Regions from separate parts of the Homo sapiens genome. Here region 2 is linked to region 1. A link is an interaction called in ENCODE POLR2A ChIA-PET data of the cell type or tissue named here. Cell type or tissue: GM12878. All regions are shown on one strand. Each heading gives the region's core, and the rest is flanking DNA. Links, peaks and the distances in the headings are about the cores only.

The links. ChIA-PET counts read pairs that join two places held together with the same protein. Peaks named below come from ENCODE experiments on the same cell type or tissue, not always from the same donor. Only the 100,000 strongest peaks of a DNase experiment are listed, where the experiment ranks them.
Region 2: POLR2A ChIA-PET joins it to region 1 with 5 read pairs; 18 of 35 experiments call an interaction of 5 or more read pairs at or near these places.

The regions. Positions count from the first base shown.
Region 1 is chr20:47,623,191-47,627,190 of GRCh38, forward strand. It overlaps NCOA3 (nuclear receptor coactivator 3), which reads left to right. Exons shown (of 23, transcript NM_181659.3): 4 at 721-893; 5 at 2,191-2,291; 6 at 3,812-3,986. Among named protein-coding and RNA genes, the nearest start is that of NCOA3, 120 kb to the left of the region's middle. In GM12878, for the core only: no CTCF peak of the experiment used is centred there; no DNase peak of the experiment used is centred there.
Region 2 is chr20:47,507,988-47,513,741 of GRCh38, forward strand. All of the region lies in intron 1 of NCOA3 (nuclear receptor coactivator 3), which reads left to right. Among named protein-coding and RNA genes, the nearest start is that of NCOA3, 9.0 kb to the left of the region's middle. In GM12878, for the core only: no CTCF peak of the experiment used is centred there; no DNase peak of the experiment used is centred there; H3K4me3 peaks cover 1,473 bases; H3K27ac peaks cover 1,367 bases.

The DNA of each region.
Region 1 (4,000 bases), core at 1-4,000:
TGTCAATTGAAGTTTAATGTGCTAGTTGAAAAATATCAATCTACAATGAATAAAACTTCATCATTAATAAGTAGCTACCACTGTTTTTGTTCTTATTTGTTAGTTGTTTTATTATCTCTAAGAAGTAAAGATGATTTATTCGTATTTTCTAGATGAAGTAACTGAGGCTAACTCTGCCCAAGGCCACCTAGCTAACAAAGATGGAACTGAATTTAGGTTTACATGAATCTCTATTATGTTGTACTACTTCTCCAAGACAGCATTTTTGATAGTTTATATTGGCTGAGTTTAGTTTGTTTACATATGAAAATAATAGGCCGGGTGTGGTGGCTCATGCCTGTAATCCCAGCACTCTGGGAGGCCAGGGTGGGTGGATTACCTGAGGTCAGGAGTTCAAGACCAGCCTGACCAACATGGTGAAACATCGTCTCAACTAAAAATGCAAAAATAAGCCAGGCGTGGTGGCGCATGCCTGTAATCCCAGCTACTGGGGAGGCTGAGTCAGGAGAATTGCCTGAATCCTGGAGGTGGAGGTTGCATTGAGCCAAAGTCGCACCGTTGTACTCCAGCCTGGGCAACAAGAGCGAAAACTCTGTCTCGAGGAAAAAAAAAAAAAAGTAATCATGTAATAGTGTTGTATAGGGGCTGATTCTGCTAACAGCTCTTTTGTGATATATATATTATGTCTCCTTTCCCCCCTTTCTACGCCTTTTCCCTTAGTCTTACCTGCAGTGGTGAAAAACGGAGACGGGAGCAGGAAAGTAAATATATTGAAGAATTGGCTGAGCTGATATCTGCCAATCTTAGTGATATTGACAATTTCAATGTCAAACCAGATAAATGTGCGATTTTAAAGGAAACAGTAAGACAGATACGTCAAATAAAAGAGCAAGGTAATAAAAACACTCATGTCTTTTTGAACAGTGGTGGTTCCCAACCTTTTTGGCACCAGGGACTGGTTTTGTGGAAGCCAGTTTTTCCATGGACCTGGTAGAGGGGATGGTTTCAGGATGATTCAAGCACATTACGTTTGTGGTGCATTTTATTTCTATTATGGTTACATTGTAACATATAATGAAATAATTATACAACTCACCATAATATAGAAATCAGTAGGAGCCCTGAGCTTGTTTTCCTGCAGCTAGATGGATCCATCTGGGGGTAATGGGAGAAACTGTGACAGATCATTAGGCATTAGAGAATCATAAGGAGCACACAACCTAGATTCCTCGCATGTGGAGTTCACATTAAGATTTGCACACCTGTGAGAATCTAATGCTACTTCTGAGCTGACAGGATGTAGAACTCAGGTGGTAATGTGAGTGATGGGGAGGGGCTGTTGTTAATACAGATGAAACTTTGCTCACTTGCCCACTGCTGACCTCCTGCTGTGCAGCCCCATTCCTAACAGGCCACAGACTGATACTTGTCTGTGGTCTGGGGGTTGGGGACCCCTGTTTTAGAAGGAACTTGTTGCTATATTTGCCTTTTTGCTCCTTTGTTTGGGTAGAGACTACAACTGATGGAGGCTAGCAAGTATGGGAATAGACAAATGTGTTGACCAGCTGTGCTTTTTGTTATTTATGTATTTATTTATTTTGAGATGGTGTCTCGCTTTGTCTCTCGGGCTGGAGTGCAGTGGTGTGATCTCAGCTCACCACAACCTCCACCTCTTGGGTTCAAGAGATTCTCCTGCCTCAGCCTCCCGAGTAGCTAGGATTACAGGCACCTGCCACCACGCCCAGCTAAGTTTTGTATTTTTAGTAGAGATGGGGTTTTGCCATGTTGGCCAGGCTGGTCTCAAACTCCTGACCTCAGGTGATCCACCCGCCTCAGCCTCCCAGAGTGCTGGGATTACAGGTGTGAGCCACCGCGCTGGGCCTCCAGCTTATGCTCTTTAGAGACGGTTAACAGACAATTGCCTGTTATTTGGTAGTTCCTTTTCAGGAAGCTGTGGGATAGTACATTTAGTAGTGAAATGATTTAGGTATCTTCTGGCTTCCTGGGCAACTATGAAGTTTAGTTTTGATGTTATAATATTGTAGCATCATTCTCTTATGAGGAAATGTTTTGTATGTATGTATGGGCATGTGCATGTGTATCTTTATGTCTCTTCTGGGGACTATTCGAAGGTGATTTAATCTATAACTGATAGTGTGTTATTCGTTATACCACCTTCTGTCTTTTCAGGAAAAACTATTTCCAATGATGATGATGTTCAAAAAGCCGATGTATCTTCTACAGGGCAGGGAGTTATTGATAAAGACTCCTTAGGACCGCTTTTACTTCAGGCAAGTATAAAGATTTTAACTGTCCAGTAGGCTGTATTGCCCTTTGGTTTATTATAAAGTTATAAAAAATCGATGAAATTTTGGTTAGGAAATGAGAACAAAAAGAAAACATTTTTTTCTTTGAGACAGTTCAGTATTCTGAATATGATGGTAAAATGCTCTTATAATTACAATATACATAATTCAGGAAGCCTTGCCCCCCTAGTAAAAATATAGTTGCAAACTGAGGAACCACACATATACAAACATAAAAATATAAGCAAGCAGGAAAGGAAAGGTAGCCTGTAATTTCACAGAGATATTTGGGTACAAATGGCCCTTCATATCCATGGGTTTTGCACCACAGATTTGGAGGCTGAGGAAGAAATAAAAAATAATGTTAAAACAATAAAAAACACCTCAGTGTGATGACTATATAGCACTTACATTGTATTAGGTATTATAACTAATCTAGAGATGATTTAAAGTATATTGGAATATATGCATAGGCTATAGGCAAATACACCATTTTATATTGGAGACTTGAGCATCCTCAGATTTTGCTATCTTTGGGAGGTCTTGGAACCAACCTTACACAGATACTGGGGTATGATGACTGTACGTTTCGGCTCAGACATTTTTGGTGAATTTTTGCGTGATTGATCACATGGCACGCTATGGTTTTATATTCTTGAGGAATTGTTAAGACTTAAACATGTGCTTTGTATTTGTTTAGGGGCTGAAGCCCTTCATAAAGTTAACTTGTCAACTTCTTTTTGTTTCAGGTAGTTTGTTCCAACTACTTTTAGTTGATCAGTTTTGAAATTCCTCTTTGTAAATTCTCATTAAGGAATAGTAGAGCAGTTTCTGTAGCTTGACTTGGCATCAAATGGAAAAATGGGAAGAGCTAAGGATGCTTTTCTCATTTTTAAAAGCTCCTTTAAAGATATAATTCTTTAAAAATTAGGTTAGACATTAATTCAGATTTCATGCTGAACATATTTATGTACACACTCCCCCACCCCCAATTATTCTTCTTTTTTTTTCCCCCCAGTAAGGCCTGTAGTAATGGTGCTAATGTTAGTAGTAATGGTGGCTTATAGTTGTTTGCAGTAATTAAGTCAGCAGTAGTTTTTACACATTCTACTTACTACTGTGGTTGCTGTTTGCTGATACTACCATAACAAAATACCACAGACTTGGTAGGTGAAACCAAATAAATTTATTTCTTACAGTGTTGGTGGCTGGAAGTCCAGGATCAAGGTGTCAGCAGGATTGGCTTCTCCTTGGCTTGTCACTGTGTTCTCCCATGGCCTTTTTCTCTGCGTGCACATTCCTGGTGTCTTTCTCTCCCCTTATAGGATACCAGTCATATTGGATTAGGGTCCCCACCGTTATGACCTCATTTATCTTTAATTACCTCCTTGAAGGTCTTGTTTCCAAATACAGTTACACTGATGGTTAGAGTTTCAATTTAAGAATTAGAGGGAGGAGGATACAATTCAGTCCATAACAGCCTGTATTAACATATCCTATTTTAGGCATTGGATGGTTTCCTATTTGTGGTGAATCGAGACGGAAACATTGTATTTGTATCAGAAAATGTCACACAATACCTGCAATATAAGCAAGAGGACCTGGTTAACACAAGTGTTTACAATATCTTACATGAAGAAGACAGAAAGGATTTTCTTAAGAATTTACCAAAATCTACAGGTAGGCTTTTAATG
Region 2 (5,754 bases), core at 829-4,828, 110 kb before region 1:
AGCCCCTTTCTCCTCAGCTATCAATGTAGGTTGAGATTTTTAGGTCTATAAATTGTATTGTTTAAAAAAAAGGGATAGTAATGATGTAGTTTTTAACTTCGTGATACTATCCATATAAATATGAAAATTTTCAGAAACAAGCTTAATTTATATACATATAAGAAAAAGACTGTTCTTATGCTTGGCCAGAAATATACTTCTTTCTGTCCTGTACTTTTATTAGGTTGGTGTTTGCCAAGCTTCAGGCATTTACATCCCACCTTCATATCTAAGGCTAGCATTTTTAGTTTGTTTAGAGAATTTGGATTGGGTGCAGCAAGACATTTTTGAAGTCATTCTTTTAAATAGATGTTCCATGAAGGAGGGAAAATCTGAAAGAAGGAATTTCAAAGCAACCCAAGCAGTGTTTTGAAAATTCTCAAGACTGAAGAATAATGACTGACTAGTAGGCAGGAAGCCTGCAGTTGTATTGTGGTATTGTTCCTCCATCTCATGCATTTGAGAACTTTAGTACAAAAGAAGAGAAAGCATGGGGAGGGGAAGAAAGGGTTTTAACAAAAAAGGGGGCACTTTTGGAGTAAATATTCTTTGCCCTTCTGTTTAAATGAAATCTAAAGCCATATTATTTTACTTTGAAAGAAAATGTGTATCATAATAGAAATGTCCTAAACTGACATTTTTATAAATGAAAGTTAATTGCTGTTGGTGGAAAGAGCAGCATGATCATATGTTCAGTTTCAAAACAGAACTTTGATTAAAAAGAAATCTACATGTGAAAACCTTTTTTTCCTTTTTGGTACCTGATCAATATATTTTGTTAGCTTGTTACTTTGAAAAGAAGACTTACCTAGGGCAGAGTTCAGAATAATTTGTAAGCATGTGCTATAAGCTTTGGACAAATCAATCTCTCTTGGCCAGTTTTTAAAATTTTAAAACAAAGGGTGCTCTGTATGGTTTTCCAAGGTTCCTTATTTTATACAATTCTATAAACTTAAGGCATTATGTAGATATGTACAATGCTCTTTTACTTAAATTTTGTTGATTGAACATAAATGAATTAAGCTCTTTATACCAGATAACCGTGTGAAGTTAGATGCAGCTTTCAGTGCTGACTTATAAAGAATTTAGAGGCTGGGTCCCATGGCTCACACCTGTAATCCCAGCACTTTGAGAGGAGGATCACTTGAGCCCAGGAATTTGAGACCAGCCTGGGCAACAAAGTAAGATCCTGTCTCTATAAAAAATAGGAAAAAAAAATTAGCCGGGCATGGTGATGTGCGCCTGTGGTCCCAGCCGCATGTGAGACTGAGCTGGGAGGATGACTTGAGCCCAGGAGGTTGAGGGTGCAATGAGCTGTGATTGTGCCATTGCACACCAGCCTGAGTGACAGAGTGAGACCCTGTCTCAAAAGGGACTTTAATCGCCTGACTTCATCACAGTATATGCTATAACTGGGTAAAAGTGTGTGTGTGTGAGAGAGAGGGATTTTCAGTCCCCTCCTTCTCGTGTAAGAAAAGCAAGTGTTACTTTCTTTACTCTCAGTGAAATTGCTGTCGTTGAAATGGATTATTTAAGTCATCTTGTGGAGTAGCTATATCAGCTTGAGTTTGTTTCCAGATTGAAATTTGGCAATTTTGGGGCTGAGTGCAGTGGCTCCTGCCTGTAATCCCAGCAATTTGGGAGGCTGAGACCAGAGACTTGCTTGAGCCTAGGAGTTCAAGACCAGCCTGGGCAACATAGCAAGACCCCCCCATCTCTATTAAAAAAATTTGGCAATTTTATTTGAAAATGTTATAAGAGTTACTCAGTACTGTTTATCAAATTGTCCCTTTAGTCTACTACACACTCTGTGTTCCATCCCAGCTCATCTATTTCCTTTTACTTGCTTGGTGGTAATTGTGTTTTATGACAATGTGTTAATCTCAATTGAGGTAGTTGTCTTCACCGCAGTTGGAACAGTAGTTGACTACATATAGGAAAATCTACCAGTGAAGAAACTCCACCAGTGAGAAAAATAACTCTACACATCTTGCATCATTGGAGGGTCAGTGATATCTTTGTCATATAATAAGACAGGACTGTTACCATATTAAGTTTAAAACTACTTTCATCAGGAATCAATAAAATGGAATCCAGAAAGCGACTTTAAACGTACACAGTCATGGCCAGGAGTGGTGGTTCACGCCTGTAATCCCAGCACTTTGGGAGGCCAAGATGAGTGGATCACGAAGTCAGGAATTGGAGACCATCCTGGCCAAGATGGTGAAACTCCGTCTCTACTAAAAATATAAAAAAATTAGCTGGGCATGGTGGCGGGTGCCTGTAATCCCAGCTACTCAGGAGGCTGAGGCAGGAGAATCGTTTGAACCCTGGAGGTAGAGGTTGCCGTGAGCTGAGATCGCGCCACTGCACTCCAGCCTGGGTGACAGAGCAAGACTCCATCTCAAAAAAAAAAAAAAAGTACACGATCATATCTAGAATGGTAGAAGCCTTGAGTGTATGGGTTCTAAGATTTGGCAAACCTGTAAGCATGAACTTGCCCAGTAACCTTCAGTTTCCCTTTTCTTTCCCCCAAATCACAATATAGTCATCCACATGGGACTTTTAAAAATTAATTCAATTTTTGGAGAGGGTCTTGCTCTGTCATCTAGGATGGAGTGTAGTGTCACCATCACAGTTCACTGCAGCCTTGACCTACTGGGCTCAAGCGGTCCTCCCAGCGCAGCCTCCCAGTAGCTGTGACTACAGGCACATGTCACCACTCCTGGCTGATGTTTTTAAGTTTTGTATAGAAGGTGTGTCTTTGGCTGGTCTTGAACTCTTGGGATCAAGCGATCCTTCTGCCTTGGTCTCCCAAAGTGCTGGGATTACAGATGTGAGCCATCGTGCCCAGTATAGTGAGTTTTCTTAAACTTAGTTTTCATACCACTCTTCTAAGTCTTGAGGCCTTAAACTTCAATCATCTTTAATTTGCTGCTGCTTGGTTGTTGTTGCCTACTCTTCCATGCACAGACATACTTAATCAGTGATTATTATGCCTTTACTATTTAAGGAACTGTGAGAGTTAACAAAGTTTGTGACCTCCAAGTGTGCACAATCAATCAGGTACTCATATCACTTCAGTACAAGGCAATCAGTGATAAGTCGGTTTTGCCTATAGAGATTGTAGAGAAGTTCAGAGGAGGCAAGGGACTACTACTGATCCAGGCCATCAGGGTACAGCATGTTGAAGAATAAGATTTAAACATTTTCTTTCTTTCTTTCTTTTTTTTTTTTTGAGATGGGGGTCTCACTGTGTTGCCCAGGCCAGAGTGCAGTGGCATGATCATGGTTCACTGCAGCCTTGACCACCAGGGCTCAAGCGGTTTTCCTGCCTCTGCCTCCCAAGTAGCTGGGACTACACGTGTCCACCACCATGCCTAATTTTTTTTTTTTTTTTTTTTTTGAGACAGAGTCTCTCTTTGTCACCCAGGCTGGAGTGCAGTGGCGTGTTCTTGGCTATATAGATATATAGCTGAGATATGTATCTCTCTCGAGATATATATATATATATATATATATATATATATTTCTTTTTTTTTTTGAGACGGTCTTGCTCTGTCACCCAGGCTAGAATGCACTGGTGCTATCTCAGATCACCGCAACCTCCACCTCCCCGGTTCAAGTGAATCTCCTGCCTCAGCCACCCGAGTAGCTGGGGTTACAGGCAGCACTACCACGTGGACCCAGCTAATTTTTGTATTTTTAGTAGAGACGGGGTTTCACCTTGTTGGCCAGGCTGATCTTGAACTCCTGGCATCATGATCTGCCCGTCTCCAAAATAAAATAAGTGGGAACTATGCTACACATGGACATATTGTGTGGAATAATAGACAAGAGACTAGGAAGGGTGAGGAGGGGGATGATGAGAGATTACTTAATGGGTACAATGTATGTGATTTGAGTAAATGATGCCCTAAAAGTCCTGGCTTCACCACTAGGCAATCTATGCATGTAACAAAATTACACTTGTACCCCATAAATTTATACAAATTAAAAAAAATCAGGCTGGGTGCAGGGGCTCATGCCCATAATATCAATACTTTGAGAGGCTGAGGCAGGAGGACTGCTTAAAGCCGGAAGTTAAAGACTAGGCTGGGCAATATAGTGAGACCCCATCCTATGAAAAAAAAATAGGAAATAATAAAATAATTTTTACAAAAAACAAAATATAAACACAAAAAAAGTTTTTCTTCTAGAAAAAATAACTAATTTACATCTCAATAAGATAAAAACAATCCAACTTAAAAATAGGCAAAAGAGACTGGACCCCGTAGCTCACACCTATAATCCCAGCACTTTGGGAGGCTGAGGCGGGCGGATCGTGAGGTCAAGAGATCGAGACCATCCTGGCCAACATGGTGAGACACCGTCTCTACTGAAAATAAAAAATTAGCCGGGCATGGTGGCACATGCCTGTAGTCCCAGCTACTCGGGAGGTTGAGGCAGGAGAATTGCTTGAACCCGGCAGGCGAAGGTTGCAGTGTGCCGACATAGCGCCACTGCACTCGAACGTGGCAACAGAGTGAGACTCTGTCTCACTAAAAAAAAAAAAAAAAAAAACACAAAAGATATATACAGAGACTTCACAGAAAAAAGGTACACCAGTGGCAAGTAAGTACGAAAAAAGATGCTCAACATCAGCCATTAGGGAAACTGAAAACTACAATGAGATACCACTATACACTCACTATGAGGGGTAACATTAAAAAGACTGACCATACCGTTTGTTGGTAAGGATGTGGAACAACTAGAACTGTATCATACGTGGATACATGGCTAGGAGAAATGTGAAATGGTACAATCACTTTGAGAAACAGTGGGCAGTTTCTTTAAATTTGTAAATATTGGCTGGGTGCAGTGGCTCAAGCCTGTAATCCCAGCACTTTGGAAGGCTGAGGTGGGGGATCACTTGAGATCAGGAGTTTGAGACCAGCCTGGCCAACATGGCAAAACCTGGTCTCTACTAAAAATACAAAAAATTAGCCAGATGTGATGGTGTGTGCCTGTAACCCCAGCTTCTCAGGAGGCTGAGGCATGAGAATAGCTGAGGCATGAGAAGAGCCCAGAAGGCAGAGGTTGCAGTGAGCCGAGATCCCACCACTGCACTCCAGCTGGGGAAACAGAGCAAGACTCTGTCTCAAAAAAATTAAAAAAAATAAAATAAACTTGTAAATATTATACACTTAGCATATAACCCAGCCATTCTACTTCTGGGTTCCCCCCAAGAGAAACACAAGCTTAGGTCCACACACTACCCTATACACAAATACGCAGAGAAGCTGCTTACTTACCATCAAATACATATGAGGATATTTACTTCCAGTTTTGTTTGAAATAATATGAAACTGAATAAATCATGATATAACCATACAATGGAATGCAGTGTAATTATTAGAAATTTCTAAGCAACTATTAGCCGGGCGAGGCGGCTCAAGCCTGTAACCTCAGCACTTTGGGAGGCTGAGGCAAGCAGATCATTCAAGGCCAGGAGTTTGAGACCAGCCTGGCCAACATGGCAAAATGCGGTTTCTACTAAAAATACAAAAATTAGCTGGGCGTGGTGACACACACCTATAATCCCAGCTACTCAGGAGGCTGAAACATGAGACTCACTTGAATCCAGGAGGCAAAGGTTGCAGTGAGCCAAGATCGCGCCACTACACTCCAGCCCGATGGAGCAAGACTCTGTCTCAAAAAAAAAAAAAAAAAAAA